Linked DNA regions of Homo sapiens: region 2 is linked to region 1. Evidence: read pairs that join two places in POLR2A ChIA-PET (ENCODE). Cell type or tissue: MCF 10A. All regions are shown on one strand. Each heading gives the region's core, and the rest is flanking DNA. Links, peaks and the distances in the headings are about the cores only. Region 1 overlaps HLF (HLF transcription factor, PAR bZIP family member). Region 2 overlaps STXBP4 (syntaxin binding protein 4).

What was found. ChIA-PET counts read pairs that join two places held together with the same protein. Peaks named below come from ENCODE experiments on the same cell type or tissue, not always from the same donor. Only the 100,000 strongest peaks of a DNase experiment are listed, where the experiment ranks them.
Region 2: POLR2A ChIA-PET joins it to region 1 with 5 read pairs; 1 of 35 experiments calls an interaction of 5 or more read pairs at or near these places.

The regions. Positions count from the first base shown.
Region 1 is chr17:55,268,139-55,284,170 of GRCh38, reverse strand. The region is part of intron 2 of HLF (HLF transcription factor, PAR bZIP family member); the gene reads right to left. Among named protein-coding and RNA genes, the nearest start is that of HLF, 11 kb to the right of the region's middle. RefSeq lists an enhancer at 1-69. In MCF 10A, for the core only: no CTCF peak of the experiment used is centred there; DNase peaks (open chromatin) are centred at 7,550 and 10,420.
Region 2 is chr17:55,165,212-55,181,243 of GRCh38, reverse strand. STXBP4 (syntaxin binding protein 4) reads right to left here. Exons shown (of 18, transcript NM_178509.6): 18 at 7,612-16,032. Among named protein-coding and RNA genes, the nearest start is that of HLF, 92 kb to the left of the region's middle. RefSeq lists an enhancer at 8,725-8,774. In MCF 10A, for the core only: no CTCF peak of the experiment used is centred there; a DNase peak (open chromatin) is centred at 8,423.

The DNA.
Region 1 (16,032 bases), core at 4,453-12,452:
CAGAGACATTTGGCTGGCTATGTTAGAAACATACTGGGGGAGCTGCAAAAAGCACTACACTCCCCCTCAACCGTTCTTTATAGAAAGAAAAATCTGAAGAGTTCAAACCTTACCAGGAAAGCAGATCAACAGCACAAAAACGCAAAGCACGTTCCACAGCTGAGGAGAAATAAACTTCAGATTATCTGTTCCTTTAGCATGGATAACTGAGAATCACCTTCAATCCTAAACAGACTGGCAAGTTCTCCAAAGCTTCCTTAAAGAAAGTGGCTGCACTTTGATTTTGATTTCAAATATCAAGAATCGCAAGTATGGAGTGTACGGCTGACTGCCTACCGAGGACGCAGTTTCCCTGGAATCTGCAGCCATGACCTCTGGCCACAGGCAGCTTACCAGGGCCTGTGGTTTGTGGCTGCCTCTGCTGGATCAGTGGCACCTATGCCTGTGCTTTACTGGAGTATCCATGGACTTACGTGTTGGAATTACAGCTTCCCTCCACCTTGCAATTCCTGTCTCGTGACCAAGGAGCTGAATCAATAGACTTCCTTTCTTCCATACCCTCTGTTAAGCTAATCAGAATAAGCCTCCTTCAGAGAGTAAAACATTATGTGCTGGAGGCTCAGAAAACACTTTTCCAGGACATCGGAAGCAACACCGGCCTGAGTCCTTGATCTGCTGCCCAGTAGAAGGACAACTACTAAAGGATCTTCCAAACCTGCTCTGGCAGGACAGCAAACACCAGGCACCAGTACTGCCCCACCCAAGCCAAGGGCAGACATCACTAATTAATCACAGAACTCTTCACTGAGCCCAGACCGAGCCTCAGACCCTTTCAAAATGACTTCTCAGGCACCTACTAATCCATCAGAGCCAGTTGCAAGATGAAACCTACTATCACAGGCAGGTCCTACAAACCTGACTCCAGCCACCTAGAGGAGCAGCCAAAGGCCCCCTCTGGCCACTGTCCTCCTAGAAAAGTTGCCATCAAAAGAGCCAGCAGTGGGCCCTGGGGTGTTTCCTTCTGTGGGCTTTCCTTTTTTTTTTCTTTTCTTTATAAAAAAATTATTTTGTCTGGCTAGTAAACGACCACTAAGAAATCCAACCGTTGGAGCAATGATTCCAGCCAGATAATTTATTTTCAGGGTTGTTCTGGAATGCTGAACACCAGAGAGAATCTGGTGGTTTCCATTCGGCATGAAGACCATTTTTTAAGGAAGTAACTAGCTTGATTATTGTTGATTTTTTTATTCCAAAAGGTGTCAAATGTTTTTTGCTTTTCAGCGTTAGTTTTTAAACTCTGTCATCCTTTATGAGTGGAAGAATGTCAGATTCTTAATCCATCTACTACTTGGCTTGGGAGCAGCTCCATTACCCCCAAGAGGCTTTAAATTTTTTTAGACATTCACCAAAATGTGAATGTTAGTCGTCTTCCAGCACATAGTAGTCTTTGAACACAGAGTCGTAGAGCTAGAAACAGCACCTACATTTTATAGACAAGAAAAATTAGGCTTTGAGAGATTTGGTGACCTGTCCTGTCCAGAGACATCTAATGCTGACAAACTGGCTTTAGAACCTAGATTGGCTGACTCCAAGTTCAGTGCTCTTTGGAACTGGCCTACCTTTGAAATTGTTGCTACGTGTTTTCCATCTCTTGCCGCCTAAAAGCCAATGGAAATAATAATGGACATTGATGTAAACTGTTTGGTCAGTTTTCTATTATGACATACTTGTAAGTTAGAAGGACGTAGATTATTCCCATTTTACAGATGAAGAAGTAAAAGCCAGAGAAGCTGAACACCTAAGGTTATACTTGCAATTAATAGCATAGCCAGGACTACAGATTAGATCTCTTGTGTTCCCAAAGCAGCATCACGGAGCTTACAAAGACCCAGTCCAGCAACTCAAAAACCTGGAAGCAAGACTCCAAAGATATTAACTACAAGTGCATTTTAGAACGTGGCCTTTAAATACCAGATTCGGACTCCGAATTAAAACTCACTGGGTGACAATCCGAGTAGGCACAGTCCCACATCCTTTTTACTGATAGCTTGTTTAATGTAATTTAACTTGCATGACAATCCTGCAAAATAGGCCATCATGTTCTGGATGAGGAAATGGGGGCTCAGAATTCAAGTGACTTGCTCAAAAGTTTCCTGGCTTTTCAGTAGACCCCTGATTCCAAATTCAATTTAGCTTGGTGACTAAAGGGCCCCACAATCACGTGCCGATGCTATTAGGACTGTGTTTCTCTGAATATCTTTATCAACGCCTGTTATTTCTGCCTTGAAAATGATTTCATCCTGATCTCCATGGTTTTTGGCCACTGAGATATGCCCAAATTTATTTTTAAGCTGCCTGTAGTCAGAATGGAAGGGCTGATGGAGAAAAAAAGAAAACATACTTTGGCAATGTATTCACAACATTCAGTCCTCTTGGGAACAGACTAAATTCCAGGGACCAATATCATTTCTAATATGAGTTGATTTGCTACAACTACTTACAGTCAGTGTTTAGGACAATGCTGGTTTTAACACATAATGGCTATTGCTATGATTTCATACTGAATTTATCTGATTTAAACTTAGGAGCATTGTGTTCACTCTTTTATAAAAGGGGAGACAGACTCAGAGATATTTTTTGTTTTGTTTGTTTTGTTTGAGATGGAGTTTTGCTCTTGTTGCCCAGGCTGGAGCGCAATGGCACGATCTTGGCTCACTGCAATCTCCGCCTCCCGGGTTTAAGCGATTCTCCTGCCTCAGCCTCCTGAGTATCTGGGATTACAGGGACCTGCTACCACGCCTGGCTAATTTTGTATTTTTCGTAGAGACGGGGTTTCACCATGTTGGTCAGGCTGGTCTCGAGCTCCTGACCTCAAGTGATCCACCCTCCTCAGCCTCCCAAAATGCTGGGATTACAGGCATGAGCCACTGCGCCTGGCCGCGACTCAGAGATATTTGATGGGATACAAAAATATGCTGAGGGAGCTTTAGCTGAAATTCAACATCCCTCACAAGAGGCTAAAATCTTGCCTAGTTTCATGCTGATGTACTTTGTAATCCCTCAAGACTGCTGTACCTTTAAAAGCCTTACCCTGCCACATCCACATGTACAGTGCACAACATACTGTATCAAGCGTGACCCATGCCAAGGGCCAAGAACCCCACAGCTGTAATCTAGCTGGAAACCAAAGTCATACCAGGTTAATCTCAATTCTTAAATCGATCAACTTCTAGTTGTCCCCTTTGTGTAAAAACCGTTTTTAGACATTTCTTCCAAATAATCTATTTTTGTTTTTACAATTTCCTTGTATTTCCATTTCACTTCAGCAGAAGAGTCCATTCTTTCCTATCTGGACCCCTCTCTGCCACGTTTCCCTCTGGTACAGAGAAAGGAGAGTTAAGAATTATGTATTTGAGAGACTCACACTAAGGAGAGCAGAAGGCCAGGGAGTTTTGTGACCATTGAAAACCCATTATCCTGCCTCCACATCACTCAAGAGCCCATCAACAACAACTAGAGGACAGCCAGTTCACTACTTTATGGCCCAGAAGTGTCACCAAGGGTAAAAAGAAGAAACCTAAAACACAAATCTGGCAGTATGTTGGAAAGGCTCTAGAGCACCAAAGGAAATGTATTCTAAATTCCCTTTCACCCTTACCCACTCAAGATCTTCCAGGCATAGCACCAGAAGACATATGCAGGCACAGCAGGGCATATGGAGATGGAAGACACAGCCAGGGCTCACAGAGCATACATCTATTCAAAGAGCTATCCAAGAAAGCAGGCAATTACACTGTGACATGCTAGGGTGATAGGACCACAAATGGTGTTTGAGGTGGGATGTATCTTCTCACAGGTGTAAAAACACAGGGTGCTCACCTGCTGTATCTCTTCCTGATCCTTTCTTCCCTGCAATAACTCAAAAGCAGTTTCCAGGCCATCACTGCTATAGCATTGCTGTAACACAAGATGTGTTCCTACTTAAGTGTCCATAAAATAGCCATGGAGGTGGAAGAAGAGAAGGAATAGTAATTGTAGAATAAAAATAAAACTGCTGAAAGCTGCCATTTATATACTGAGCACTGTTCTAAGTGCTGTACATGTATCATCTCATTTACTTCTCCAGGAATCCTCTGAAGCAGGTATCAGCACCCTCACTTACAATGGAGGGAACAAATGCAGAAGAGTTATATGGCTGGTAGATCCCACCACCTTTGCGGGTTGGCCGATGACATCCTCTCTGGTGGCAGGTAAATGAATGAAAATAATATTTTGGTTCCATATACTTATATGAAAATTTAATTTTAAAGATATGAAAATTGAGTGGTGGGGGGGAATGGAGAAGGGGACAGATGGAGATAACTGGCAACAATTTGGTGGGAATGCTAATCTGAATTACTGAAATGTCAGAATGAAAAAAATTCTTTTGCTATTCACTAATACGCACTTGTGGTTCAGGATATTAATTTATATATACACAGTTAAAATCTTTAAAAACTATTTTGTCCTCAAGTTAACTCTGTGTCCCAAAATTATGTTTGCATAATTAATCTGTTTGGTAATATTTTTTCTTTTTAAATTAAAAATATATATATATAATGTAGAGATGGGGTCTCACTCGGTTACCCAGGTTGGTCTTGAACTCTTGGCCTCAAGTGATCTTCCCACCTTGGCCACCCAAAGCACTGGGATTACAGGTGTGAGCCACTGTGCCCAGCTAGTAATATCTTTCTTTATAAAGAAGACAAAGATATAAATTTTAGTTTAACCAATTCAAGATAAAATGATCATAAAATCTCAATCAATGCAATGCTACTGTCAGGCAAGTGAGAGGTTCAAAGGAGAAATAAAATAAGTAGACCTAAATTGCTTCTTTATACCTAGTTTGTGTAATACTGAATCTTCCTGTCATCAGTCTTCCAGGAAGCCAATAACTAAATATCATTATCTGGCCTACTATGTTTGGGTAAATTTCACTTATAATGTTAAAAATAACTTTTTTGACATGAATATAAATATTATTTTTAAATCATTTAGTTGTCACTGCCCATTTGAAATAAACATGCTTTAGATTTTATGAGGAAAAAAGATACTCACTTCCCCAGGAAGGTGTACTAATACAAAGAAATCAATCATAATGAAATGAATTTTATGAAATTCTTACAAGGTCAGTTCTGCAAATTTCTCTCTTCTTGTCTTCAGGAACTCTTTCAAGGCTTTATTTCCATCTTTACATTTTATATTACTTACTCTTTCCTCTATAAATCTTTCAATGGCCTTTGGCCTTTTAAAAACAATACTATTTTGATCCAGTACTAATTGGATCTGAGATCTCTGTCCTGTTTTCATAGTTCTCTAGTAAAAGCCTGCATGGTCTCCTTCAGTGTTACTAACTCAGCCCACATCATAATGACTAAGGTGAATTCAGTCTTCTGCTCAATCCTCAGGGCAGGCTGAGTTTAACTGTTTGCCACTATCCTTAAAATAACCCCTCATATCTTGGGGTATTGAGATTTCTGTTCTGGGTAATCTGATTACTGCATATCTAGATGATCTTGTTCATCTGGTTTGCTGCATTGATTCCCATTGGTCAGGGCCTGGTGGCATCCTTCCCCCAAACAAACCTTCGCCACTCAAATCAATTCAAGAGGCATTTATTGGGTACAAATGGACAGGCGTGCTTAACTCTTTCCATTAAGTGCAGAAGCACTTAGAGAGCAGTGATGAGACTTTCCTGCTCTACTGTCCATGCCTGGGTTCCACAGCAAAGACACCACAGCAGACTGTTACCCAGAGCTAATTAGAAAAGAAAGCATTGCTCTTCCCCACTCAAGGAATTTCTGCCAAAGCATTTATTTCTGCTGATCCATTTATGCAATTCCACTTTCTAAGAGAACATTTTGTCACAGATGATTTAGTGTTGTAGCTCCCTGAAGCATCTTTCTGTAGCATGCACTCATTGTTTTTAGGAATCTAGGGTCTCCCAGGCAAAATTTGAGAGGCAACAGGGTTTAATAGCCACAAGCCATGTCTCATTATAAGACCTCAAATTCCAAAGCATTCTTCCAAAGATCATTAAGGAAACAAATCCCAGATTAAACTTCTAAAAACGAAACTTTTACGAACCCTGTGTGACAGGGGAGCTGTGTAGTTTTTCAGGAAAGAAAATGAGATTGGATGGGTAGTGAGTTAAGAGAGTAACATTAGTTTGTAAAAGTCAGAAAAGAAGGAAAACCAACATTTTAGGAATTTCCACATTCGGTCATGGAGTCTGTACCCACCACAAGCCAATTTAACAGAAACAAATACTATAGTTTCTCCCCCAGCAGACACTCGATTCTGCCAACACTCCTGTAATTGTCTACTCTATGTAGCTGGAGGTGAAATTGCCCACCTTGACAGCTATTTTCTATTTAAGTGAACTAGATTGGGTTATGGCAACTCTTTCAGCCTTCTGAAATCTTGGCTTGATATCAGAGCACACTTCAGGGGGTGCTTGAGCAAGTCATTTCATGCACTTGACATTCAGCAGTCCAACCCCCCCCAATCCGATCCCCTCCCACAATGTCCCTTTCCTTTACTAGTACTCCCAATATGAAACACACACACACACATCCCATATCTAAGCATGATGTACAGTTCTGTTTTCAGGGAAGAAGGGAGCCACAAATACAAGGTCAGGACTCAAGAATGCAAAACTGTAATAATGACTCCTTTGTTTCCCAGGAGTAAAACTGATTTAAGCTAGCCAGAAACTTGGCTAAGTATTTTTAGCTTGATATTACTGCCCCAGGTAATCCTTACAATCAGGTACTATTTGTATCACTGAGACATTAACCTTCCCACCCCCACCCACAAACCCAAATGCACGCATGCCCACGTACACATGCGCGCGCACACACACACACACACACACACACACACACACATACACATAACATCTGGTTCAATATACTTATTTGCAAACCTAGTAAGCTGTATAAAATAGAGGCATTTAAAAGTGATGAACGTTAATGAGTTGGGTTTATTAAAATCTATTTTTCTACTCCTATGAGACCAGGCCTGCTTTTGGACTTTTAAATTCTGAACCAGTCAAATCCCTCAAACTATTTCCTTGCCAAAGAGTGTTTCCCCCAATCACCAAAATTATGGGTTTTATAAATGAAACCTAAACCCTGTGTTTTTGAATTACTTTCTCTAGATCATTAGAACATCGTGTTTTGAAAAGCTGTTTGATGTTCAAGGGAGAGTATTTATTTTCAAAATAATAAAAATAAGGAAATCCTGGCTTGCCAGAGGAAACTATTGTCAAGTTTCTAAAAATGTTTCAAATCCAACCTTGAACTCAAGTGGAAATGTTCACATGCACTTTCCTGCTGAAAAACCTTCAATGGCTCCCTATTGCCTACTGGATAAAGTTCAAGCTCTGCAGCCTGGTACTCATGAAGTTGTCAGCCTGACTGGCACCAACCTCTCTGACTCATCTCCCTGACTCCTTCATATGAATTTTCTGCACCAGCCAAATTGGATCTACACCCTGTTGCCTAAAACACCCTGTGGGCATTCCTGCCTCTATAACTTTGTGGGGCATTAACCTCTCCAATCTGGCTCTCTCACCCCTCCTTCCGGGCCCATCACAGGCTACAACTCTTCCAAGAAGCCTCGCCCCAGGCACCTTTGCCTTGAGCAAAGGCTTCTTCCTGTGAGGTCTGGCAGCTCTTATTGGCTATACTGCTCCCTTATTTATATTCATTTTCTTGATTAATCTTTCAACCTCCTCTTTTCAGCAGATATTGGAGGCCTCTATATACCCGTCATTTGACACTGAGAACATGCTAGTTTGTCCTGTCACTCATCACTTTGCCTAAAAGTCTTATCTTCCCTACTAAATCACTGTCTCTTGAAACTAGCAGCCAAATTGTACTCTTGTCTCTCTTCCTCAGGGTGCACAAATCAAAACACCAAAGCACAGAGCAAAAACAGATGCTATTTCTGGGACCATACACCTTGCTCTTCGCCTCCTAAAACCTCCTCTGTTGCTTTCTCTTTAATTTTTAATTTTAGATACAGGGTTGCACTCTGTTACCCAGGCTGGAGTGTAATGATGCAATCAAGGCTCACTGCAGCCTCGAACTCCTGGGCTCAGGCGATCCTCTTGCCTCAGCCTCCCAAGTAGCCAAGACTACAGGCACGTGCCACCATATCCAGCTAATATTTTTAAAAAAATATTTTGTAGAGATGGGTCTTGCTATGTTGCCCAGGCTGCTCTCAAACTCCTGGTTTCAAGTAATCCTCCCACATCAGCCTCCCAAAGTCCTCTGTTGTTTTCTAATCATGGTATCATTTCTTAGAGAAAAGTAACTGAACTGACTTATGGTAAAGGCTTGGCTACTATGTACAGGGCACCAAGCTGGATCTTTCTTGCACAGTAGCTTTAGAAAGCTCACAAAAACCCAACAAGGATGTTGCTTTGCAGAAGAGACAATCAAGGTTCAGAAAGATTAAGGATTTACTCATTAAAGAACCCCTTGGGGAGAGGAGGAATTATTATTCTGGAATGCTTATGTAAAGTCTTGCTTGCAAGCCGGAGGATAAACTGAACCTTCTCCTTCTGAAACACCATAACATACCTTTATGGTTTCCTTACCCCCAAGGTCACTATATTGCCTTTAAATATAATTATTAATGTCTATTGTTAAAAATTCAATGGTAGCAGTAACTGACTGATCTATTAGCAAATATGACATGGAAGAAATCTAATCAAGAACTTCTTTGGGCAGGGCACAGTGGTTTCCACCTGTAATCCCAGCACTTTGGGAGGCCAAGGTCGGTGGATTGCTTGAGCTCAGGAGCTCAAGACCAGCCTGGGAAACATAACAAAACCCTGTATCTATAGAAAATACAAAAATTAGCCAGGTGTGGTGGTGCATGCCTGTAGTCCCAGCTACTTGGGAGGCTGAGGTGGGAGGATCTATTGAGCCTGGGAGGTTGAGGTTGTGGTGAACCATGATCGCGCCACTGCTCTCTAGCCTGGGCCACAGAGCATGACCCTGTCTCAAAAAACAAACAAACAAAAAAACTTCTTCAAAATGCATTTTGTTTATTTAATCCCATGAGCCAGGAAGAATGAGTAAAGGGTACAGTTAGCTACTCAAGGTCACCTAAAATTCAAAGGCTAAGAGAAGGGCAAGCAAGACTTGGCAGAGAAGCAGGAGAGAAATCCAAATTTCTTGACCAGTGTTCTTAATTAGCTAGGAAGGGAAAAGTATCAAGACTCTTTCTGAGCCCCACGCTTGGTCCTCCCATGGGAAATGAGATTAGATGGTGGTGAAGGTGCTGCTTGCAGCAGCTGTTATTAAGCACTTGCTGTGTGCGAGGCACTGTGACAATTACTCTGCATGCATTGGCTCATATGACCTTCAACAGTCCTATGAGGCAGGTCCAATGATTATTCCAAAGTTCCGGATGAGAAACTGAAAGCTCAGAGCATTTAAATGACTTGCCTGAGATCGTGAGCAGCTAATGAGTGGCAAAGTCAGGATTCACACTCAGGCTGTTTTGTTTATTCAATTCTGTGCTCTAAAAAACATTACTGCTATATTGCCCGTATAGACTGGTGTCTCAAACACAGGACATTCTGACAGACATTGTGCATGGTGAGACAGAGGCACCTAAGTCTGAGGGAAATTTAAATTTATAGAAAAACAGTGGTTTAGTAGCTTTAGGACAAGACATTTGCTGGGGGAGGGCCAAATACTATAATCAATATTAGCTGTGACCAATATTCTCACCCACACCCATTACAGAATCAAACACAGGCCCTGTACCTCTCTAATATGTTATTTTCTACTTTTTTTCATCTTATTACTTTCTCTACTACCTTCCCTCTTACCTCCATTTTCATTGCTGAGACATAAAAAATGATTCCTGGGTAAAAGTGATTAGTGCTAATTGGAAGAGAGGTTTCTGAGAAACCTAATAAATCACGGCTGTCTTCCCCTCCTCTGGCTTTCTACATTAGGATGTTATCAAGGGTTTTTTTCTTCCCACCTCCCCCACCCCCTTTCCTTCTCCTCCACCTAATTCTGTCTTTATATTGCTATTTTTCTAGTCTGGTAGGCACAGTGCTGAACTGGAAAGACTCTGCCAAGACCCTTGGCAGGAGCTGGCCTCCAGGAATCCTGCCCACCGCAGCAGTGCAGAGAAGACAGGGCCTCTGGGCAGACAGGCAGGAGAGAGGGCCAGGTTTGGGGTCTGGCTAGAATGTTGGACAGAACAGGTTTCCCTGGCATCTGAACTGCCCTCCAGAGCTCAGCTTTCTCATGCCAGGGTCAGGATTACAATTGCTTGCTGGCACTTGCTGTCATTCTCCTGGGAAGGGAAGCGAGGGGGAGGAGGGAAAAAAAAAAAAAAAAGCAAGCCAGCACACCACACAGCGTTGGGCAAGCTCCACAGGGCACAGCCACGTGCCTGGAGCACACGGTCATGCAGGCAGGCAGCCAGGGTTGCCAGGGCTCACACGAGAGCTGGGGGACTGGGCACCCAGACAGTGGCTGTTTCCACATTGGCAAAACAGGAGTTGGTAACCCAGAAGCCATGCTGCGGGGTTAACATCAGGGAACCGATTCGTCCCAACCCAGAAGGAAGAGAAAGGTCAGGCTGTAAGTGTTGGACATGATGGGAAAGAAAAAAAATGCATGAAAGCATGTCCTATTTTTGCAGAGGGAAGGGGACTGGATAAATAAATCCCTAAATAGAAAACAGGGATTGGGAATCCAGTCATTCCTTTCTGTACCTCATGCCACTGACACCATAACAGCTGAATGCACCCAGTACTCGTGCAATACACACTGGCCAGACTTGTCACATGCGATCTTATTTAACCCTGCCAAAACCCCAAGGGAGAGGGACCATTTATAATTTCCATTGTATTGACGAGTAAACTGAGGCTTAAAGGGTTAAGAAATTGACACAAAGTTACACGGCAAGCCAGGGGTGGGTCCAGGATGTAAACCCAAGCCCCTGAGCCCAGAGCCTACAATCCTAACCACCAAGTTGCCTTGCTTTCCAGACATACCCAAAAATACCTTTTGCCACAGGCTTGGGACTACTATCCTGTGAATGTCAGCAAGCCTGTCCTCTACAGGGATCCGTGGAGAAGATAAACTCTACAAGAAACAGAAAAATGTCTACCTGTCTCCAGAACCATGCAGACTCCCTCCCCTTCAGGATCTCCTAGCCCCTGATGAATGAACAGCACTTCCAAGATGCTTGAGACACCGGGCACAGCTACTATCAGTCATGGCGCTCCCAACCTGCAGACATTATCAGTCTGCTGGACTGGAAAGATACACGAACTGCACGCCCTTAAGCGGAGCTTCACCTCATAATATTGGGAAAAGTAAGAGAATCCTCTGACCTTCCATAAACCCAGAATCACCTGCACAGAACTTCCCTCCATCATTACTCAGATTCCCAGGCCAGCGTTTTCCTTCCATACCCAAACCTTCTCACAAGGAAGGTCGGCAGAAACAGAATACAAACTCCATATTGCAAAGGTACAATGGGTTCTCCCCCACCCCCGCTCCTTTTGTGCCACCCACTTATGCCATCCTTTTCCCACACACAACCACATGGAAGGGTTTTCACTTTACTCTGTAACCAGCCTTCATCATAACCCAGTCTCCGTGCTCAGAACTAGAAAGACAGCCTTCTTAATTCTCAGCGGAATATGGGCCTAACAGTGGTAGGACACCCCCCAGCTATTCAAAGAAAAACCACCAGAGGAAATAATTTCAAATCTGGCTTTACAAGCATGTAATATAAAAATAACTCTGCCTTTGTCTGCTATAGATGACTTTCCCTAAAGGGATGGCTGTCCTTAAAGCAATCGCTCAATTCTCATGGCAAACAGATTCTTCTTTTTCCAGTACCCAGCACATATTCGTCCCTCCAGGAGAGCACCCCCACATCCCACCTCTGACAGTATCTAAAATGCAAACATTGAAGTCATCAGAATGACTCCTGTCATCTCTGCTGGCCTAGGAACATTCAGGACACTGCACCTTGGATGACCGAGGAGCCCCTGCAGTTAGCTCTGGCCTCCAAGAACCACTACTCTTCCCTTCATTAAGATGTCAGCCCAGAAAGCTTGGTGATCCCACAATAGCCACAACAGGTTTTAATGAATCCCTGGATTGTTTCTTGAAAGAAAACTGGATTTCTTCAGATATTTGATTCATTCTTTGATCAGACAGTTAGAGGAATAGGGATGGGGTGCTCAAGATAAGAAAGGGGTTGGGGCAGTCATGGTAAATAGTATGAGAATTCACAAAAATGGGCCAGGTTGTGGTGGCTCACGCCTGTAATCCCAGCACTTTGGGAGGCCGAGGGGGTGCGGATCACTTGAGGTCAAGAGTTTGAGACCAGCCTGGCCAACATGGTGAAACCCCGTCTCTACTAAAAATACAAAAATTAGCCGGGCATGGTGGTGAATGCCTGTAATCCCAGCTACTAGAGAGGCTGAAGCAGGAAAATAGCTTGGACCCCGGAGGTGGAGGTTGCAGCGAGCCAAGATTGTGTCACTGCACTCCAGCCTGGGTGATGGAGCTAGACTCCATCTCAAAAATAAATAAACAAATAAGTAAATAAATAAATAAATATTCACAAGAATGCTCACCTTGTCATTCCAAGACATCCTTGGGGTAGACCTAGAAATGCATACTTTATCAGCTCATGGTTTCATTGCCCTTCAACCAAACAAGAAGCACTAACACCACAACGGAGCATAGCTCAAAAGATGCATGCTGAGTGAATAGCCAAAAACAATTGTTTGGTAAACTACTCTGCAATTATCTCCTGATTAGCCTGATGGCTTAGTTTTATTAACTAAAGTGTATAATTATGCTCTTATTAATATTCTATTTCTTCTTGGCAACCCAATGTCCCCTGACCTTCTTAAAAGTTTTGCCATAAAGCATTGCAGGTAGTTTATCCATGCGTGTGACAGGGTCCTAAAGTAAGTCCAGATTTTGCTGTCCAAATTGAAGTTCTAGACCAGTGGTTCTCCACCGGGAGTGACTGTATTATGCCCAGGGGACATTTGGTAGTGACTGAAGACATTTTTACTTGTCACATCTGGGGCACTGGGGGTCCTACTTGCAACTAGGAGGTAGGGGCCGCGATGCTGCTAAGCATCCTATAAAGCGTAAGACACAAGATTTACCCAAGGCCGGGCGCGGTGGCTCACGCCTGTAATTCCAGCACTTTGGGAGGCCGAGGCGGGCGGATCACGAGGTCAGGCGATCGAGACCATCCCGGCTAAAACGGTGAAACCCCGTCTCTACTAAAAATACAAAAATTAGCCGGGCGTGGTGGCGCTACACGGGAGGCTGAGACAGGAGAATGGCGTGAACCCGGGAGGCGGAGCTTGCAGTGAGCTGAGATCGCGCCACTGCACTCCAGCCTGGGCGACAGAGCGAGACTCCGTCTCAAAAAAAAAAAAAAAAAAAAAAGATTTACCCAAAACATTAACAGTGCCAAGGTTGAGAAACACCAATCAAGACTGAAATTATACAGCTCCCAGAATGACCAAGGCTACATCTGTGCTCTTCCCTTCTGAGGACTTATTTTCCTCAAGATTAACTTGGTACTTCTATTCTGGTCACTCCTGTGAGCCACACAGAATAATCAAGAACTTTCTCCTTTTTCAGGTTTGCTTGCAATATCCATCCATCAGGCCAACATCTCTTAGAATTTTATTTTGCATCTTTATAATGATCAACAATCTATGAACAGCAGAGTGTTATTTTACCTGAGTTTGGTATTTGAAGACGAGGTTTAACTTTTTTCCTTTTCTATGAGGACTATCGAGTTTTCAACTCCAAGAAGGAAACTATGTTGAAGTGTGTTTCCATTATTTAAAATAAGACATTTAAATGGAGAACTTATTTCTAGACCCTCAGTGTTCCCTTTGATCCCAGTGTCTTTCCACCAGAACCTTACAAAATGACATCCCCTGAAACTCAGGAGTTCTTTGCTATGCATTGCAACTCTGATTGGGCATTCCAAGCCTTCTGAGAGTCACTGATCAATACTGACTCTAATGAGCTCTGACAAATGAGTTTTCAAGCTGCTTCAAATCCCAAAACCCCAATTTTTGACTCTCAGTAGGAACCAAGGTGTGAACACCCAATATGTGCAGGTCTCCTGGGAAAAAATATAGTATTCCTAACATGGTACACATCCTAAATTTGGTAGGGGACTAAGAAATACTTGTCAGTTGATTACAAGTGTTGGTCAAAATACCCCAATCCAGTAACTACTGGGCAAAATCTCCTGACATTTCTCTCCAGAGGAAGGGTTATATACAGTACCTAGTTACCTTACGAAGATATTTCAGAAGACAGGGATTGAAATAAGTAATAAAAGTTGACACATACAACAATGATCACAATTGCTTCCACAAATAGAAGACTCATTGCTAATCAGTTGACCCTTTATACGTATTATCTCTAATTTTCACAATAACTCAATCAAATAGAAATTGTATCCTTCTACAAAAAAGGAAACTGAGGCTCCAAGAAATGATGTTGCTTTCTAAGGTCACACAGCTACAAAGTGGTGATTCTCAGTCTACAGAGCACAATGACCGAGGCATAACTGTGTCTCTCACTGGGGCTCTGTTCCCTTCTCTCCTGGCTGTTTTCCCACTTTGAAGGGTTATTCATTTTGTTGCTTGTTCCTACAAAAAAATTGAAGATAGTGGTACCGCACATTCTAAGTAGCAGGGGATCAGGATCACATAAAGGCATGTTTTCCCAAGCTCCCACAGCCTCCAGGGGTGGCTGGAGGCTAAGAATTAATTCCATTCCAGCCAGTGGCCTTGAGTTATAATTCAAAGTGAATTTTGGAGAAGGGGCCAGCACACAGAGGTCTGAAAGGAGGAACTTCAATATGAATATATCGAGGCAGGGGTATTCTCTTCCTCCTTTACATCATTTCCTTCCATTTAAATCTTGCTCCATGTGCCACAGAAATTTCTACAAGAGTCGAGGACACGGAGTTCAGTAACAATCTCTAGCACAAGTTTCGCATTGTCCTGCTTTCTGTCTTCCCCCACAGCTAAGGCCCTCAGCTCTGTGACCTTCCGGATGATTTATCTGGCTGAATCTTTGTTCCTGGTTACCTGTGCACATGAAATCGTCTTTCTTCCTGTTCATTTGGTACTACAGGGTGCTAAAGGCATGAATTCAAAGCTCCTTCAATCTGTGTTTATATCTGAGCATTAGCAGTGGGTTTTGAAGTACTGGTCATTTCAGGTGATATTTTTGTGTACTATTTCAAGATCATTTACAGCTGACCTTGCAGCCTTGTGGGCTTTGATACAGGTGGACTGAGTGTGATAGACAGATGAAAATGAAAAAAAAAAAAAGATAAGAACAGTTGGGTTTATGGGAATAGCAACGAGAGAGATGGAGTCTGGTCCTGAAGAAGGCTCAGAAACACAATATGAGAGCCTGCTTTTAGATTCTACTTCTCAGCTAATGACAAAACAAGATGAAAAGGATGGAAAAAAAAATACCTGCCCCATATCCCTACTCACATTTTTTTTCCTTCAGGACAGACAAGAGTGAATATAGGTAAACCAAACCCTATTGAGAGTCTACCTGTTATCTACGTGTTTAGGGAATGAGGAAAAGAGATACAAGATGCGATGGAGGCTTAAATTATCCAAATCATTAACTGTAAGTTATTTCTTAAACTGCAGCCCTTGGATCAGCTGCATTAGAATCCCATGGGGGAGCTGGTTAAAATGCATATTCCTGGGCCCTCATTCCAGACTTGCAAAATCAGAATTTCTAGGGGTAGATACAAAGAGTCTGTATTTACCGGACTCTCCAGATGAGTGATATGGATGCTCATTAAAGTGGGAGAGCCTCTGCCAGGAGTGGAGCAGAAGAAGGTACCTCTCTTAGGATCTTTGCTAAAACCTGAGTGTTAAGATGTTTATGCTAACTCTACCTTGCCTGT
Region 2 (16,032 bases), core at 3,767-11,766, 100 kb after region 1:
CAAATTGCTAAGCACCTTGGTAGTTCTGAATATTCAAGAATGGTAGAAAAACTAGATAAGTCTGCAAAGTAGCAGAAGAATTTAGAGTCTTATGTGACAATCAGATGAAGGAGCTGAGAAGAAACAAAGGTGAAAGGTTAAGAAGCATAGGTTGCTAGTGTGATAGAGTAATGTTATGAGTTTAGCAAAGTGAACCTGCATCTGTCTCCACCTCCATTCCCCCAAATGTTAGTGAATTGAAGTATACTCAGCTCTTGTAGCAGAAAGTAAAAAATGGATTGTTTTGTGTCAGTTGACATGATGTAGGATGAAGTCTTGGAATAGGAATCTAAAAGGAATTTTGACTTCTATAGGCCATACAGAGCAGGTGCTATCCACCTTGACCTCTGAGATATGCCTAAAATGGTCTTTCCTCTTGTCTTAAGTCTCTTCATGGGAAACTCCCCTCAGTAAACCTGAGCCAAACCTAAGTTTCTCTGTGATGAGGGAGGCTTTCTGTCATATCACATTATTGTTCCCACACTGGTAATAGTGAGGTGTTACAGCTTAATGACAGAAAGCATGGTGGTCTCAGAGTTCAGAAACCAGCCTTTCAATTCTGATTCTGTTTCAAATGATTGTAGAGTTGGTTGCCTTACCTGTAAAGTCTCCATTTCCTCATCTCTAAATTGTAATTCTTTAGACTGGTGGTTTGCAATTATTTTCTGGGGATTCCTTTGTTAAAGCAAGGTCTTAAATACATACATAAAGCAAGTAAAAAGAACTCAGGTTGAAGTGTAGGGGTGAACAGGGACAGAAATCTCACCCAACCTCAAACTCCCCAACAAGGCTTCACAGAGTATCGTTTGATGACCAGTGGACTTGAAAGTTCCTATAGTTCTTTTAGTTCTAGGTTTCTCCTTATGCAAAGAAGAACAAATGGCATCTTTCAGTTGTCCCCAAACAGTAGCTATTTAAGAAAATATTACTACTTTTTCCTTATGGAGGTGAGAGGAAGAGAGTGGAAGAAAGCTCACATTTACGACGGTCTTATCATGTGCCAGACATAGAGCCAGGCACCTCCTTAACCTTCATAATGACTCTGTTGAGTTGGTTTTGTGCCCAATGGAGGAGGCACCTGCAGCTCAGAGATGAGTATTTAGCTCAAGGTAACAAAGCTAGTATGTGGCAGGGCTTCATGTCAAGCTCAGCTCTTTCTCACTCCACCACCAGACATGGAGGTGGTGGGTAGAAAGTGGGCACCTTAGTAAATGAGATATCGGTTTGAGTCAAGGAAAATTCCATGGAATATTTTGTGGTATAGATATATACAGTTGACCCTTGAATGATGCTAGTGTTAGGGGTGCCAATCTCGCCACACTGCTGCAGTCAGAAATCCACATATAACTTTTGAGTCTGATAATAACACACTGATAACATAAAGTTGATTAACACATATTTTGTATGTAACATATAGTTTATACTATATTCTTACAACAAAATAAGCTAGAGAAAAGAAAACATTAAGAAAATCATAAGATAAAATACATTTACTACTCATTAAGTGGAAGTGGATCATAATAAAGATCTTCATCTTCATCATCTTCATATTGAATAGGGAGAGGAAGAGGAAGAGGAGGAAAAGGAGGGGTTGGTCTTGCTATCTCATGGGTAGCAGAAGTAGGAGAAAATCCATGTATATGTGGACCCATGCAGTTCAAATTCATGTTGTTCAAGGATCAACTGTATATAGCTTTTTGCCTTCAGATTTGAACTCATTTTTGTTCAGTTTTATATAGGAGAGTCTAATGAGATGCCTGCAGCCCAAGGATGTGCTTTCTTTTAGTTCATGGTCTAAGCTCTTCTTTGCTTGGTTACCTATACTCACAGGTCTAGTCTGAAGGGTTGGCAAGAAGCTGTTAATTAGGCCCCCTCCTTTATTTTTTTTTCCATGCTCTAGGAATCAATATGAGACATTCCTTTATTTCTGAATTGCTATCATATATTTCCACTTTTCCCCAAGAGTATTAAATAGTCCCAGTGGTAGTAACTCTTGCCATGAATTAAATGTGCAAGATGTTGAAAAATTTCCTAAGGGAAGAAAAAAATTATATGTAGCTTTGATTTCATTATGATTATACTGATGATTGGTTTTGGTTTCGGGCAATGTGGAAAGGGCTAGACAGATGTAAAATACCAGATCTACAATAATAACAATCACAATAATATTGCTAATAAGGCACTATTTAGTGTGATTTTATATGTCAACTTGACTGGGGCACAGAGTGCCCAGATATCCTATTAAACATTTCTGGGTGTGTCTGTGAGGGTATTTCTGGGTGAGATTAATATTTGAATGGATAGAATGAGTAAAACAGATTTTCCTCCCCAGTATGGGTTAGGCCTCTTCCTCCATTGAAGGTCTGGATGAATAAAAGCTGAGTAAGAAAGATTTCTTTCTCTCTGTTTTTGAGCTGGAACATTGATCTTCTCCTGCACTTGAACTGGACCTCAGCTGTCCTGGTTCTTAGGCCTTCAGACTCATACTGACACTATACCACTAGCTCTTTGGAGTCTACTGTAGCTTGCAGATAGCAGGTCATGGGAATTCACAGCCTCTTTAATCATGTGAACCAATTCCTTACAATAAATCTCCTTATATGTATAAAACAAATCTATATATCTCCTATTGGTTCTCTGGAGAATTCTGACTAATACAGTAAGTGATTGCAGTATAGCAGGCACTGTACTTAAGTGCTACACATAACTTATTTAATGTAATCCTTCACAATCTTATGAGTGAGAGGTCTTTGATATTTGCATTCTGCAGATGAGGCTGACAGCAGGTAAGTAACTTTATTAAGGCCATATAGCTTGAATGGGGGACATTCACAAAACCACATGCCATGTGGCTTTAAATAGTTCAATGAATTTATCTGAATTTATGTGTTAAATGGGGACAATAATGCCCACGCTGAAGAACCGTCAGGATTAAATGAGATGATAGGTGTAAAGTACTTGGAACAGGGTGGGGTGCATGGTAGGGACTCAGAAATAGTAGCTTTTGCTACTTTATTTCTTATTTGTGTTAACAAAATTTAGAGGCTTTGCAGCTTGTGGAATAGATCTCATTCCTCTAACATGATATATCACCAACATCTGAATTTGATCATTTGTTCATCTCCATTAAGCTCCAATGATATTTCATGTTATCCTCGGGAAAAATGTGATTACTGTGACATTTAAAATTCTGCACAACCCAGGGAGAGGGAGGACGCACACATTTGAAAACAAGAGGAAATCCTGGTTAGACTGTCATTAGACAACTCCAGGTTGCCATAATTTAGGGAGTGGAACAGCTGCAAAGGTCACCAGGAGGTGCTTTGTTTCCCAAAAGGTGTTTGGTATTTACTTTCACTCAGGCATGTTCCTTCTGCTCTGATAACCATTGTCATCTTCCATTACAATAAAAGATGTCAGAGGGATTTTTACAGGCATATGGCATTGATTTAGTTTTCCCCTCTGCAGTCATAAGAGTTTGAAAAATGAAAACAAAACAAAGCCTCACTCAGCCATTCATCAATTCCTGTTTATTGGACAGCAATCATGTGCCACACAGCCAGGAGGACAGAATCTCCATTTCGAAAGTGATGGAATGAACAACCTCCTTTCAAAGTGTTGGCTCTGGTGTGCTTCCTTCTCCATTTCCTCTCCAGTCTTTGCAAAATGAGTCAGAGGACTACACAGATTTCCTTGGGAAATTAACAATATCAGCCACATTTTCTTTTCATCATGTTATTTGGAATTATGACTGTGCTTTCTGGTTGCCAGAGCCTGTTCACGTCCCTTCACTGCTTGCAATAATCTAGTGAGGTAGGCAAGACAGGCCTGATTATTGCTGTTGAACAGGTGAGGGCGCTAGGCTTAGGGAGGTTGAGACACTTGGCCAGGGTGTTACAGCCAGAGAAGGGACCAGTCTGAAAATTTCCTCCACTCTTGTTCCTTGCCCAGCTGTCCTCTACACCTGGGAGTTTTTAAAAACAAATCTTATTATGCCATTGCCCTGTGTTTCAGTCAGGGTTCTCCAGAGAAACAGAACCAGTATCTTCATATGTATCATTATAGGTACAGAGATAAGAGGGAATTTATTATGGGAATTGGTTTGTGTGATGACAGAGGCTAAGAAGTTCCAGGAGATGCCTCTGTAAGCTGGAGAACCAGGAAAGCAGGGGTGTAATTTGGTCCCAGTCTGATGTCCTGAGAACTGGTGGGGGCCAATGATGAGACTCTCTTCTGAGGCCTGAGAACTAAGTGGGGAGGTGGGGATAGGGTGAGGGTGGGGCTGGTGGAAGGCCCAATCTGAGTCTCAAGGCCCCAAAACCAGGAAATATTATGTCTGAGGGAAGAAGAATGATGTCCCATCTCAAGAAGAGGGAGAGAGGATTCTCCCTTCCTCTGCCTTTGCTCTGTTCAAGCCCTCAGTGGATTGGATGATATTCACCCACATTGCTGAGGGCAGATCTTCATTGGGTCTACTGATTCAAATGCTAATCTTTTTCAGAAACACCCTCACAGACACACCTAGAAATAATGTTTTACTAGCTATCTGGGTATCCCTCAACACAGTAAAACTGACACATAAAATTAATGATCACACCGTACTTAAGATCTTTTGTGCCTCACCCTTACTCTTAGGGGAATGTCCAGATTTTTTAACATAGCTTATGAGGCCTTTTGGCATCTGAGCCCTGCTTACTTCTCCAGAGTTATTTCAGGTTATTCCTACTGTCCCCACCTGGTTGCCCACCTGAAGATGTGCTCTGTTTACATGGTTACACTGAACCCCACAGCATCACTCTGTCTCATCACCCTGACATTACTCAGGAGGCTCTCTCACCTTTCCTCTTCTCCACATGCCTCGTCAATATCTACGAATCATTTACATTTCTGTTGAGGCATAACTTCCTCCAAAAAGCCCTCGCAGACCACTCTTTCCTGAGTTACATGCTTCCACTATGTGCGTCTGTCACACTTACTTCCTCCCCTGTGCTGAGTTTGCCTTCTTCTCTGCTTCACTTGACTGGCTGTAAGCTCTGTGAGAATAAGAACTGTGTATCTCATCCATGGGCAGCATCTGTGCCCCTAGAAGGTGGGCGATAATTACCCATCAAAAAATGAATGGTTTGTTTACTCACCCATACTCATCTTTCTCAGATAGCAGACCTCCTCTTGCACATGCGTCAGGAATCACTGGATTACTCCTGTGCCAATTATTCCCCACCTGCCTCTCAGTTCCATCTGTGATCTTGTCTGTGCCTCAGGAGGAAGTAGAGACCTATAGATTGTCTCCCCTGGGCTCTCCTGCTGAATGCTTTTGGGTTGGCTTCCTTCTAGCAATGGGAAGCTCTAAAGCAGAAGGGAGGATGGGAGAGACAAAGGAGGGAGTGAGATTGGGATGGCCTCATCTCTTTCTATCCTTCTTGCTTTGACACTATATTCCAATACTAGCTGCATCCCTCTGCAACTACAGCTCTGGCAGGGTGCCTGATCCTCCACGGTCTCATTTTCAGTGGTTTCCAGTGACATTATGTTCCCCTTTGTCCCCCGACTCTAAAAGCAGAGAGATAGCTTCCAGCCTCCTGCTAGTTTTTGGGTGCTTCACCATCACTTGCTTGTTCTTTGACCCCTCACCACATATCTATGAGCAGCGCCTTCATTTGGACCATCTGTGATGGATCCTATTTCCTGCAGGGTTTCTGACTGATAAACTCCTCTGCTTGGTGCAGTAAGAGAATGATTTTCAAATAGCCTGGGCTGGTTTCTGTCAACTTTAGATTCTTGAAGTTAATTCTCAAGACAGCTCCAGATTGCTGCCTTATTATACAGACATAGACAAAAATTTCCAGAAGGCTTGCAATAAAATTTCCACTCTCTGCTTAATTTTCAGCATTTCTGCTATGAGCATCAGCAGGTGTCTTTAGATTTCAAAAATCACACTGTTCCAAGCAGATTTGGTATCTATACATCTATATAATTCAGTGGTATAGAGGTCTCTCCCCATGCTTAGGAACTACTCTGCAGTGTTCTCAAATTTCCTCCCAGTTCATTTTGACTTCCTGTCATTTGACTCCCCTAATGGTTCTCTTATGAAGGCCACATCCACACTCAAAAAATGTTTGTTGGAATGTAGGGTCATTAGTGTGAAAGGAGTTGCAGATGCCATGTTTTGTTTGTTTTTTTTTTGAGATGGAGTCTCGCTCTGTCGCAGGCTGAAGTGCAGTGGCGCTATCTTGGCTCACTGCAAGCTCCGCCTCCCAGGTTCACGCCGTTCTCCTGCCTCAGCCTCCCGAGTAGCTGTTTCCCTTTAAAATCCTGTGATCTTATAAATGACATTTTTTAATAGATTAAAAGTTGCATTATCTAAGAGGAATATAGGAATGGAGTGAATTGTGATAGGTAGATATCTGGGATCTACTATAACTTGGAGAAGGCAGAGCCATTCTTAGATCTGAAAACCCTGGCTTAGAAACCCAAATCAGATCACTCTGTGGTCTAGGCCAACCTAAACAGAACCTGAGGTGCAGGGAAGTTGTATGTGTGTAAACTGGTATATAGGTGAAATATGGAAAAGTTGAATTTAGACAAGAAAATATTTGAAAATCACATATCTGACAAAGGACTTGTATCCAGAATAAAGAACTCTTAAAACCCAGCAGCAAGAAAACAACCCAGTTTAAAAAAATGGGCAAAATATTTGAACAGAAATTTCATCAAAGAGGATAAACAGATGACAAATAAGCAGATGAAATGTTGTTCAACATCTTTAGCCATGAGAAGAATGCAAATTTAAACCATGATGAAATACCACTACATACCCATGAGAAAGGTTAAAATAAAAAATACTGACAGTACCAAGTGTTGACAAGGGCATGGAGCAACTGGAACTCTCATACACAGCCGATGGGAATATTAAATGCTACAGCCATTCTAGAAAACAGCTTGGAAGTTTCTTGAAAAGATAAGCAGGCAGAATAACATTCTCCCCTACAAATGCTCATACCCTAATTTCCAGATCACATGAAGATGTTACCTTGAAAAGCAAAAGGGATTTTGCAGATGTGATTAAGAGATGAACTTTGAAATGGTGAAATTATCCTGAATTTTATCATGGTGAACCCAATCTAAGCAAGAATTCTTAGAAGCAGATAACCTTTCATGGTTGGGTCAGAGAGAGAGATATGACAATGGAAGAAAGTTCAGAGAGGATGAGAGAAGGGTTAGAAAGAGATGTACATGAAGGGACTGGACTTGACTGGCCATTGCTGGCTTTGCAGGTGGATAAAGGGGGTCAAAAGGCAAGTTCTATGACCTCAAGGAACTGAACCTAAATGGATTCTCTCTGACGGCCACCAGAAAGAAATACAACCCTGCTGATAATTTGAATTTAGCCCATTAAGACCTTTCTGACCTACAAAACTGTAAGATAATAAATTTGTAATGCTTAAGTCACTAAATTCATGTAATTTTAAAGGGCAACAATAGAAAACATATATATCACAAAATCAAGAAATCCTACTTGTGGGTATTTCATCTAGAGAAATGAATACTTATGTTCACACAAAAACCAATACGTGGATGTTGATAGCAGCTTTATTCATAATCACCAAAGCCTAGAAACAACCCAAATGACTTTCAGTGGGTGAATGGCTAAAGAAACTGTGGTATATCCATACAATGAACTATAACCCAGTAATAAAAACAAACTACTGATACACACAACGATCTGGATGAATCTCAAAGGCATTATGCTGGGTGAAAGAAGCCTGTCTCAGAATGTTACATAATACATGATTATTTATATGATATTCTCGAAAAGGCAAAACTACAGTTACGGAGAATAGAGCAGTAATTGCCAGGAGTTGGGGTGGGGAAGGGTGTGTTATAAAAGCATAGCAGGAGAGCACTTGAAATGATAAAACTGTTCTGTATCTTGATTACGGTTGTGGTCAAATAACTAGACATGTGTTAAAAATTCATAGAACTCTGCACTCCCCCAAAAGTCACTTTTTTCTGCATTAAAAAATAATAAACTTTAACTATAACAACTCAATGACAAAACAAGGCAAAACAATGAAACAAATCTCATTGCTGACACAGCTTTCTGGGAATTTCCAATCCTAGAGAATGAATGTATCACATACATGGTTGGGGAAGGAGACACAGTTACTTCTCTTTCCTTTGTGCCCTGGAAGCCCCTCAACATCTTTCTAGAAGTAGAAGGTGCTCCAGCAGGGGTTTTGGAAACTTATCTCAGTCTTTTCCTTTTCCAGTAAAAGGAGGAGCTGGCTTAGATAACCTCTACAGTCCTTCACAGCAGGTAACTAGAACTCAGCTCAGTCCTTGTGTAGGTGCAGGGTGACCTACCTGTCCTGGCTTGCCCAGAGCTGAGGGAGTTCCCAGGATTTGGGACCTTCAGTTTACAAATCAGGAGTTAGTTACTCTAACATGACTCAGGGAAGTCACATAACTCATCCGAGCCTTAGTTTTTTCTCATATGCAAATTAGAAATAATGCTTGCCCTATCTCACCAAGTTATTACGAGATGCAAACTTTAAACTGTAACTTCTATGTAAATGTGAGTTGGTGGGATTATTACTAACTTTTAGAAGAAATGACTTAGGGACAGTCTTCAAATTTGGAAAAATAAAAGTATTATTAAAGGAAGTTATGCAGTTGAAATATGTGTGTGTATCTGACTGCAGCATTGTTCAGTTTGCAGTTTCAGTTTTGAGGCTATAAGAATATATGCATCCAAGAAAGTAACTTTTGTTTTTCATAATCTGCTGAAGTTTTAGTTACCTGCATTCCAGGACAGGCTATGGCAGTGAACCTTGGCTACACATTGAAATCACCTAGAATCCTTAAAACACAGGTGCCAGGGTCCTATTCTCAGAGAGTCAGGGTTAATGGGTCTGGGGTTTGGCTAGGCTTTGTAAATTTTAAAATCTCTCCAGGTGTTTCTAATGTGCTACCAAGAGCCTCTTAATATACCAGACCTGGTCATCGCCCACATGGGCTTGCACCTTTAAGATGGTGCCACTTGGAAGTTTGTTCTTACTACTAACCCAGATGAGTCAAACCTTACCTACAGTTGAGTGAGCTCCCTCCACAAGAAAAAAGTCTTAGATATGCCTCTAAGTGAGAGGACTTCTGATCTCAATAGGGCAATAACTCACATCTACAAAGAATGACCAACAGTGGGACCAGTCACTCAGGGTAATGACACTATAATTATTGCTGTTTTTATTATCCAAAGGAGGACAGTTCTGGATTGGGGGATGTATTAGTTTGCTAAGACTGCCAAAATAAAGCACACTAACTGAGTGGCTTAAGCAACAGAAATGTATTGTCTCACAGTTTGGAGGCTAGAAGTCCAAGGTCAAGGTGTCAGCTGGGCACCGCTCCCTCTGAAGGCCCCAGGGGCGGGGGAGGGAGGGTTCCATTCTAGGCCTCTCTCCTAGCATCTCCTAGGTAGTTCCCTGGCTTATGGCAACAGTGCCAATTTTAGGACTTCAACATACAAATTTTGGGGGGACACAGTTCAACCCGTAACATGAGAGCAGTCAGTTTCCATGTACATGGCACCATGTATCTTATTCAGGTGTACTCTAAAATACCATGATGGGGTATGGTCAAAACGGACTGGAATCTGGCCTAGGCTTCAATGGGGAGGTATTCCCTGGTCAGCAAGGAAAAGCTACAGAAGGTTAATTCACAGATTATTCCTTATAGATAAATCAATAATCTTGGCTGATGTTAGATGTTTTAAAAACTCAGCCTTAAGCAAAATAAGAATTAAAGGAGTTAGTAAGTTCCCCCTCAATAAGAATATCTAAGCAAAATCTTGATGAGCTATTGGCCAGGGGTGCTTTGGAAGGATTCTTTCATTTGAAAGGTGGTTGGACTAGAGGAACTTACAAATTCACCTCAATTCTAGGATTTTGTGCTTCTTGCAAAGACTATTCAGAGGCACACCTGATGTTTTGTGGTAGAGTTCTGCACCAGGCACTATATCCAAAAGAAGGACACTTTAGACATGGCTCTAAGTCCAAAGAGTTAATGTGAAAATCCTAATGATGCATCAACTCTGCTAAAATCCATTGCTGGTTTTACTGCACAAAAGTTTTCAAGGCAGAAAAAAATAGGTCCAGGATCTTTGACAATGGCAAGATAAAGACGGTAAACTTAGATGTCCTGCAGGACTGCTCAACCAATGATACTGCTCTGAGATAAGTTGACATCCATAATCACAGAATTGGCCCCAGTCTTTCTCTGTCATGAAACTTGGCCCTCCCCAGACAATGAAAACATAAATATCACATCTGTGACAACTCTAGCATTTCTAGCAGGAAAAACAAATCCTGAAAAAGCATCAAATGCAGTGAATCTGACCACACAATGGTAAAATAGTTATTTCAATAAAGATTTTCATTTCAAAAAATGAATTTTTTTGTTGTTTCCACAATAATCAATTTAGTTATTGACAATGCAGGTCAGGCCTCATTCATGGCCATAACATAATCTCTGATCTTTCCAGTCCCTACAACACTACAAATTTTCACAGGATTATACATAGAATTCTAAAGCAAAATAATCCTAGAAAATATAAGTGGAAATAAAAATATATAATCAAATCAGATACACTTTTTTCATACACAATAAATCATTAGCATTTTTTCTTATAAAGGACAGGCTCACTGTAGAGTAGTATGCAGAAAAATATAATAAATAAAATAGATATCACAAATAATGTCATCTAATTTTTTTTCAGATCTTCTATGGTGTTTATATATACAATACTGTTGGTTTTATATTGTATACAGATCTGTTTCCTGTTATTACCACTTGATGTTATTATTGTGATACTTTCTTGGTATCATTAAACATTAGTAAACATTTTCTATCATGTTAGATACCATATTTTATTTAGACATTCCCCTGTTTTCAGGAATTTAGGCAATCATTTCTATTTTAAATCATGCTTTAATAAGCCTTTTAAGCATTTTTTTATTTTGGTCTAAACTTGGGGTCATTTGTGAGGATAAATTCACAGAAGAAGAAATTTTTAAGGCCTTTGATAGATGTTCCAAGACTGCTTTCCAGAATGTTTGTGGTGATTTATAGATGTCCTAAGAATATTTGAGGATATCTATGTCATGTACCTGCACTAACATAATTACTGTGTTTTAAAAATACTTTGGTTTTATTGTATCTTAAATAATTAATCAATAATTCTAAGGAAGCCTTATATCATAGGTGAGAAGGTTTGTTTGAAATTGGCAAGGAGCAAGGTACATGAGGGAGTTTGCATTGTCCACAGCCTTAAAGGTTCACTTCACACAGTAAATACTACAAAATTATCTGTCTTGGATTGTTTAGACATTCAATTGCTTGAATGTCCAGGGACAAACCACTTGATCTCTTCTAAGTATTTCATGTTAGGGTTTTTAGAAATAGCTTTTAACACAATTTTGATTGAAATAATTTTTCAGAAAGCCCATTTCACTTGTTAAGGCATTTCATCTTTAGCTGAATTTTAAGTATGCTATGAGATAAACCAGGAACAAGGAGACTTGATTCTCTATACCATATTTTATCGATTCTAAGACACACATTTTTCACATCTAAGCGTCTTTAGTATTTGGATGTATAATAGGCACTGCTAGCACTTTCAGATCCCTCTACCACTCTCATGCATGACAGCTCCCTGTGCTTTCACTCTCAACATTCAGCACCTGCACCTCTTTGTTGGACGGCTGTCCTCAGGCTACAGGAACATGCTTTGACTGCATTGCAGGCTGGAAGCACCTGGAAATTTACACCCACCCCCACCCCCACCCCCATTCAATAACTGATGGTGCAGAGGTATAAATACTCTGGGTTCTCTGGCCTCTGACTTGAACCTACTGTAGAACCTTTTTGTCTCTAGGGCTCTCCCGTGGGAGTGAACCAAAGTCATCTCCAGAATAGGCTTTGCTTGACATCACACTTTTTGTGGGTTTTTTTCCCCCTTTCCTTTGGATCGGTTCTATTTCTCTATTTCCCTATTACTTTTCACCCTTGGGCCACTTCCTAATTCACATAAATCCTTATGTCAGAGGAATTAAACATATTACAGGAAGTGTCTTACAATAATTGATGTCCTGCAGTTACTGTCAGCCAGGTGGTCATAGTGATATGGTTGTCTTTGCCTGTGCATGCATGAATTTGGTTGTTCTTTCCATGATATGACTGGACTGTTACTTCTTTACTTTTTGGTCAATAAACCATTTAAGGACTATTGAGAAGAGTATGAATCCTGATTGTTATCTAAAATTTTTCTATTAAGTCCTTTTGCCAAGATAAAAAATGTGCCAGCATCAGAGTTGTAGAATGGATGTCTAAGACAGGGAAAAAAATCTCAGAGACTGCAGTAGAATATTCCTTTAAGAAATGTTATTTATCCTGATGGCAGAGAGGGTGTTACCGTGAAAAATTGTGGTTTATGACAACTCTGATTCAAAAAAGAGATGCAGAAAGAGTTCAATTCTGAATGTACAGAGCTTTGTAAATATCATAATTAATATTTCATTCTCTTTTACACACATGATTTTTAAAAATCTATGCTGAAACAGTTCTCTTGTATTTACTTAAAGGCGTATAAGATAAAAATTCTAACTACTAAGTCATATTTTAAATCTTTTTTTCATTTTCAGTTACACACAAAATAATGATGGGTCTTATAACTGATGAAATACTAATTGGGAATATGGTACTTATAGAGACAGAAGAAATACAATCAATGAACAGTCTTAATTGGAAAAACTAAGGTAACTTCATAGACTTCTCACTTTCCATTTGTAGAGAGAGTTCTACTGGTAAATGAGGAACCACCAGTATTTGGTCATATTTTTGAAATTGTGTAGATTTTATTAAATATTTCTTATTCCTCCAATACGTGTGTGTGTGTGTGTGTGTGGTGTGTATATACACACAGATATATATATATACACACACACACACACACATATACTAAGTGTATGTGTGTGTATGTATGCATTCTATTTCCTTCAAATTTCCCTTATATCGAGTACTTTTATCAGAGAAGTAATCCATGCATTTAATTTGGTGCCAACTTCTTATTTTTGTGTGGTAATCACCAAAGAAAAATAAAAGCTGGCATTAGATTAAATGCATAGATTACTTCTCTGAATGATAAAACTGCCTAAAGAAATAGAATCTGCTCATAAACATCTTTTCATATTCCATTCCACAGAAATTTCTGACCTTACCTGTCTATATTACCTATTCCTATAAGGTAACTTTATTATCTACTCAATTTGTTTTGTCTTCCTGTTGTCTCTTCTCGTGTGTGCTGATGAAAGATGAATTTCTCCACTGTGAAACAGAACAGTCAAGCAATTCCAGTGGGGTTACTTATAGATGAGATAATTTCTGCAATTTCAGAGTTCTGTGGCAATACATAGCTCCCTTGTGCCAAATCAATTCTTCAGTAACATGATTAATTAACCCATAAGAACAGAAGTTTGCTGCTGCTCTGAAATGCACTAACCTTGTATTTTGGTTTCAGGCTTTATCTACCCTTCTATACCAAAATCATTCTGTGGTATTTCTTCAGAACCTTGGGCAAATCAACAATGTGTGAGTATGTGCTTTACAATCCTTTTACTGCGATCATACTGTGAGTTTTATGGCCCAACTTAAGTAGCATACACTTCCTTCTTCAGCAAAATCCATTATATTGTTCCCACATTAGTGGAACTAGTTAGTACAGACATGCTTACTTAAACCCCCACCTCATTTCCTTCTTAATTCAATCTTTGTTTCCCTGCCAGAAGCAGGAAACAGCTAAAAGAGTTTTTTATGTTAATGTTACATTTTAAATTTATTTTGTAAACTTTTATTAGATTTTACTGTGTCATGTCTTGCATGAGAAATAAAAAATAATATATGGACTCTGAGTCAGTAATAAAGGACTCACAGTCTACTAGGAGAGATGACACATGCCCTACTTTCCTATCCAAATTAATTACATATATAGTGTGATTGATACTTTATTAAAAGGTATGCAGCAATAGGGGACTGCGGTAGGATTTCAGAGTTGGAAGCCTTCCAGTTAACCTTCTCAGCCTCTAGGGTTTTAGAATAAAATACCCCAAAGCCAACAACAGATAAGAAACAACAGACCATCCTGGCCAGTATTCTGTTTTCCCATTTCCTTCCCACCTCCACCTGATTTACTCACCTAGCTACTGATGTTGAGTGGAACAGCCACAGTGAGAGAGACCACTTAGCTTTAACCAGAGTTCCGGTTTTCATTACCACATGGAGAAAGAGAAGGTAGAACCAGATTTCAAGCCTCTAAGACTCAGTAACCCAGCTCAGTAGATAAAAGTAAATTAGTAAATATAGTAACCAAATGAGTGTCCGGACAAACAGGCCAGCAACTCTCTTGAGGTGGAAGTTCTTGCTCTACCACTCCTGAGTGGGAAGTGGGGTTGGGCAGGTGTGTAAAAATGCAGGCATGGCATCCATAGAGTGCCAGCTCTGGGCATGGGGAAGGCAGCATGTGTCAAGGAGCTCTTCAAAGAAGAGGTAAAATGAGAGCAGAATCTTGATGTATGAGAAGAAATCTGATGCAGGAATGGGGCAAGAGAAGTTTCCTAGACAGAAAACAGTATATCTGAGCAACTGTTGGTGATAAGACATGAGGCTAGGGAGAAAGCCAGGGACTCAGATAGTAGAAGGTGCTAGGGAACTACTGAAGACTAGCAAGGGAGGAATAGAAGCAATTTTGTGTTATAGAAAGATAATTCTGACAGAAATGTGATGGGTAGATTGATGGGGACAGGTGTGGTGGAGAAGGAAGAAGCTATATCACCTGTGTTGAAAGCATCCAGGTAAGAAATGAGAAAGACTTGAAAAATAAATAAGCCATGTTTGCATGAAACAGAGAAAAGGGAATATATTTAAGAAATGTTCTAGGATGTATTCCTTTTTTTAATCCTAAACTCACCAATTAGGTAAATCGCTGCCTAAGGAAGAAGCAGAGACAGGACAAAAGTGTTACTTTAATGGAGCACTCTCTACAAAGAAACACCAGGAATAGGGAATAAATGGATCCTGAGCAACATTAATCTCAGGCAACTTGCAGTTCTTTCCTTTCCTTGGGGTCACTGCTAAACTCTGTGGGCTGTCTTAGTCCATTCAGGAGCTGCTATAACAAAATATCTCAGACTGGGTAATTTATAAACAATATAAATGTATTGTTCACAGCTCTGGAGGCTGGGAAGTGTACGATCAAGATGCCAGCAGATTTAGCTTCTGGTGAGGGCTTGCTCTCTGCTTCAAAGATGGCAACTTCTTGCTGCATCCTCACAAGGCAGAAGGGGCAAACAGGTTCCCTGAAGCCTCTTTCATAAGGGTCCTAATCCCATTCACCAGGATGGAGCCTCATGACCTAATCACCTCCTCAGAGCCGTACCTCTTAATACTGGTACCTTGGGGGTTAGGTTTCAATATATGAAATTAGGGGCTGGGCACAAACATCCAGACCACAGCAGAGGCTTATCTAGTGCTAAGGCACTCTGGGTTAAGATGGTCTAATGTTATTGTCCGAATTGATTTCCATTGAGAGAACATGTGGATTGAATGGAAAAGATCCTCATTCAGGTCCAGCAGGTGTTATTGCTACTCCTGTGATCCTTTTGGGTTCACAGAAATCAATCTAATCCTCCAATGTTGACCACATTGGGCTGGAGGAAGCTCACTGGCGTTGTCCAAGGTCCCACTGCCTAAACATACCACATAATCATTTCCATTCTAGGGGACAAATGTAATTGAGGTTTTGCTGCTCCCTGGAACTTGGTCCAGAAGGTTAAGCCCAGGTCCTTCTCTGTGCCCTACCAACATTTTTGTTCTTTTTTCTCCTTCTCACAGCCAGGAGAATTATTTCCTAGACAGTGAGTAAGAAAGCCTCATCTTCCTCATCAT